Regions from separate parts of the Homo sapiens genome. Here region 1 is linked to region 2. Evidence: read pairs that join two places in POLR2A ChIA-PET (ENCODE). Cell type or tissue: endothelial cell of umbilical vein. All regions are shown on one strand.

The links. Peaks named below come from ENCODE experiments on the same cell type or tissue, not always from the same donor. Only the 100,000 strongest peaks of a DNase experiment are listed, where the experiment ranks them.
Region 1: POLR2A ChIA-PET joins it to region 2 with 8 read pairs; 5 of 35 experiments call an interaction of 5 or more read pairs at or near these places.

Annotation. Positions count from the first base shown.
Region 1 is chr14:61,261,976-61,264,475 of GRCh38, reverse strand. It overlaps a transcript of PRKCH not described here. Among named protein-coding and RNA genes, the nearest start is that of TMEM30B, 18 kb to the left of the region's middle. In endothelial cell of umbilical vein, no CTCF peak of the experiment used is centred here; no DNase peak of the experiment used is centred here; H3K27me3 peaks cover 338 bases.
Region 2 is chr14:61,515,105-61,517,604 of GRCh38, reverse strand. The region is part of intron 10 of PRKCH (protein kinase C eta); the gene reads right to left. Among named protein-coding and RNA genes, the nearest start is that of PRKCH-AS2, 29 kb to the left of the region's middle. In endothelial cell of umbilical vein, no CTCF peak of the experiment used is centred here; a DNase peak (open chromatin) is centred at 1,294; H3K27ac peaks cover 380 bases.

The sequences.
Region 1 (2,500 bases), 250 kb after region 2:
GAGAAATTGCTGAAAGTGGCCAAATCAGGCTTTCTTAGATCTGGAGCTCTGCTGCCCAATTAAATCTGCACACTCACATTGGACAACATCTAGTTTATAAAGGCAAATATTTAATTAGTGGAACCTTAGGACTGGCAATGCTACTTCCAACCCATGTAACAAGATACCCTAAGCTTGAAAAGCAAACCCTGTAAACTTAAACTACTGTAAAATTATAAAGTTTAACATAAAAATGGAAAATCTTTAAATAGCCGTTTTGTGCAATGTTCTTAACAGACAAGACTGCCACACAATGAAACTGTGTAACTGCTAGCAGCAGGCACTCCAGGAAGATAAAATAAACTGGCTTTATGGACCCGAGGAATTGATTTTTAATGAGATTCTGCTTGGCTATAATGGCATCCTGAGAGGGCGATCCAGTTTCCACGGCCTCTGGTATACAGTTATAAGGTGCAGAGCAAGGACTCAGTTAAACAATGCCCATGTATTTGCCCTTTTGGCATATGAGATTAAATAAAATAAGGATGTTGTTCTTAGACACTTTCCAGAAACTGCACATGCACGTGCGTACACACACATACACACACACACACACACACACACACACACACACACACACACACACACAATACTCTGACTTCAGATGCTTTTCCTTAGACATTACCTGCTCGTATATTCTAAATTTTAGAGGACTTGACCCTTGAAGTTATGGGCTTGTGTTTGTATTTCTCTATCGGGGTATAACAACCCATAAATTATTAGATGAACTTGGCTGATTATTTTGTATTCCACTACCTGGAGACATTTATGCTTATATATAAATATGTACAGCAATGGATATGGATACAAATAGGTATAGATAGAGATATGGCTATAGATAATTGGCAATAGAATTGAGAAGGCAGTGTAGTATATTGGTTAAGAGATTCAGCTTTGAATCTTGCCTCTGCCCCTTCCTAGCTGTGTGTCCTTAGGCATATTAATCAACTTCTCTGAGCCTCAACTTTATCTTCCATAAATGTGGATAGTAATACCAATTTTACAAGGTTGTAGTAAAGATTAAATGATACACAAACACACAATAACATAAATGAATCTTAGCAATATAATATTAAAGGAAAAAATAAATCTCCAAAGATTATGTATAGCACATTTTTTCATAAAGGTAAAGCTAAATAACATTGAAGTCTATATGTTTATGAGTTCATACAGCAGCAGTAGAATCATGTGCAAAAAAGAAAAAGAATGATAAACACAAGGTCCAGGGTGATGACTGCTTTGAATGAGAGGGAATAAGGGAGAATGGGAGGGAGAGAGGATCAAATAGGGAGATAACTGGTTATAGTCAAGGTGCTAGTTTGTGATGGAGCGGCAGGCTCGTGAACACATATAATGAATAAAAATAAGTAGTCAACTAAATAAAACTAGCAAACTAGCTACAAATGGACCAATGATGAGAATATGTCATGAACCAAGGAATATGATTAATCCAATTCTGTGTACTGGAGGGTCAAAGAAAAAGAAGACTAAATGAGATAATGTATATTAAAGTGATTAGCACAGTATCAGGCCCTTAGTAAGCACTCGAGAAAATCTTAGGTAAATGGCTGGGTATTTCTACATACATTCATATGTATCCTTATCCTTAATTAATTTGGCTTTCCCCGGCATCATCCACTTCCCCCCATTTTCCCTATTTTTTGATTTCCTCATTTTTTTTTTCTGTTGCATCATCTGGGTTTAGAAAAATCCTTCACTTTTCAATTTTTAAAAACCTTGAGACATGATTTACATACAATGCCATGTACAGATCTTAGGTGTTCAGCTCCATGCATTTTGTCCGCTGTATTCACAAACGTAACCATGATTCAAAACAAGATATAGACTATTCCCATCATCCCAAAAAGTTTCTTTGTGCCCCTTCCCACTCAATTATCCCTTTGCCAAAGGTGACTTCTTTCTGACTTCTGACATCTCTCACTATAGATTAATTTTGCCCATTTGTAGACTTCATATAAATGAATCATACTGCTTGTATTCTTTTATATCCAGCTTCTTTTGATCCCCGCAATGCTTTTGAGATTCTCTATCATACTGTGTATCTGTAGTTCATTCCTTTTTATTGCTGAGTAGTGTTTTGTTGTATGAATATGCAACTTGATTATCCTTCCTTTCTACTATGAATGGACGTCTGGGCTGTTTCCAGTTTGGAGCTATTATGAGTAATGCTGCTCTGAATATTCTTTTTTTTTTTTTATACAGAGTCTCACTCTGTCACTGAGCTGGAGTGCAGTGGTGCCGATCTTGGCTCACTGCAACCTCCACTTCCCAGGTTCAAGCAATTCTCCTGCCTCCGCCTCCCAAGTAGCTGGGATTAAAGGTGCCCACCACTACGCCCAGCTAATTTTTTGTATTTTTAGTAGAGATGGGGTTTCACCATGTTGGCCAGGCTGGTCATGAACTCCTGACCTCGTGATTTGCCCGCCTCGGCCTCCCAAAG
Region 2 (2,500 bases):
TAGCCATTATCAGCACTGTCACTGTGGCTGTTATTAAATGGATAATGCTATGGCTCTCATCCTCAGGAAGGTAAGCCAGACACCCGAGCTGTCATACAAATACACAGAGCAAAGAGTAATCAGACGTCTTAGCCTGTCTACCCATCCTGGTCCCCTCTAATGGAAACAGTGCTATTCTTACTAGAGGAACACAGACCCTATCAGCACTGAAGCTAGTTCCTCGAAGACATTCGATTGTCAGAAAATAGCAATGTCCTTGCTTTGCCAGCGTTGGAACTTTTCTTCGACTTGGGAAAAGCAAGCAGTGAAAGTTGCAGCCATTTGCTGTCCCAGTGCACGGCCTTGCATAAAGTGTGAAAAGGGAGGTGGTGATGAGGAATGCTTTACGACAGGAAAGAGAAGAATTTACGGGACCAGCCTCAGGAGGGATGTGCAGGCTGCTTTTGGCAATTGGCTATATGCAAACTGTTGCCAGCATTAGTAATGCCTTACACAGTATCAGAGGGGAGGCAGCCTGCCCACTAGAATCAGTACTGTGGCCACCTCAGCAGGTCTCATCTGGTTCCCTGCTATCCCCATTAGAGATTAAACCTGAGCCATCTAAACACAAACCTCTGAAAAACACAAGAAGACACTTGCACTTCAGAACCACTCACAGGCTCTTGGAATTAAAAACATACCTCACATTTTACTTTTAGATTATAGATGATATTGCTTGGTTCTCTAATTATGTTTTGCATAAAAGGCTTTGTTTCTCCCAACTGGATTACAAACTCTAAGGTCAGGTCTGGAATATTTCTCATATTATCTCTAGAATGTCAATCACGGGCTAGACACAAGACGGCAACACACACAGTAAAGTTCAGGGAATTTTACTGATTTCCTACCAATACTGGACTCACATCATAGTAACATGTGCAAAAGACATCACATTTTCCCCTAAGAAATTTCCCTTGGGAGAACTCACTGGTACTTCTTGAGCACTCACTCCGGCCCCAGCACTTGGTTTTGCAACCAAAGGGCCCAGTTTTCCCAAATAGCCATTTAGTTGTTTTCTTTAAGTACTTACACGTGGAGACACTGTCTGAAGAATGTTTCTAATTTTGTGTCATAGCATTCTTAATAAAAGTCATTATTAAATGTGCAAGTGTGAGTCATTATAACTTCCTAAGATCTTAAAAGTAAACAGAATTCAAAAACCAGGAAAAATTTATTTTTTAGCCTATGTGTGTTACTTTTAGTTTAAAAAGTGTCACCACCATACATGCTAGCAAAAGTAGCAGATGACTGGACTAACATTCTTCTTGCCTAAATGCTGGACTAATCTTGACCCAATAGTGGCTATTTCAGTTTGGAGCCCTGTGCCATATAGAGAGATGAGCCAAGGACAACTTCCCAACCATGCTTTTACAGTTGCCTCCCTCAATCTGCTTCCCTCCCCTACCCAAGTGGCTTGGGGAGGTCATACCACATCTCATCTGTCTGTCTGATTTCAATGGGCAGCATATTGTGAGGCTACGGGCACAGACTTTAGAGCCTGATTAGCCGAGTTTAGTTTTAGTTTTACTAGCTGTGTGATCTTGGGCAAGTTACTTAACCACTCTGGGCTTATTTCCTCATCAAGAAATGTAGATAACAACAGTTCCTGCCTCATAGAAATGATGAGTTACTTAATGTGAATTAGGTTTAGCATAGCGCCTGGAATGCATTAAGTGCTGTAGAGCCCTTGGCTATTATTTATTCATCAACAAGAAAGATAATATCTACATGGCCTACTGTCATGATTTTTATAAGAATCAACACTGATAAAGAGTAAAAACAAGCTTCGTAAATTCTAGATAACTACTGTAAGCTTTTGCATTTTGGGCAGGTATGCCTACTATTAAGTGACACATCTGGCTTATAAACTGCTCTCTGGGTAATAGAGCCAGGAGCCAAAGCCAGATGGGTCATACAGTGACATGGTCTGGCACCAGTACCTTGGGCAACGAGCAAAATGCCTCCAGAACTGGTTAAACCCAACCAGCCACAACACCGTCGTCTATTGACATCTCCACTAAGACCAAATTCTGATGCATGAAGATACAGGAATTAAGATCTCTGTTTAGTGTCAAGTGCCCAGGTCAGTACAATGACAAAAAGCTGGTTTAAGTTGAGGTTCATTCGGTTCATCCTAGACTGTCAAACGCCACTGAATTCACCACAGGTGACTGGTTCTGCTAGGTAGAATAAGTTGAACGAGGATAAGGGAAGTCACTGAACCCTGTTGCCATCCACACCACCACAGTGGCTGGAGAACTTTATTTCCATTCTGGAGAATTTCAAATCTCCAGAAATAAAACACAAAATTCCCAGGAAGTGAAACAGTATCTGTACTTCACAACGTAATCAAATAAAATTCAACTGTACAGCCAGTCCTTGTTCTTCACCCCCTCCCTGTCTATTGCTTAGGACCCATACCCAACAGCAGATGCTGGTTTGACACTCAGTGGTGTGATAA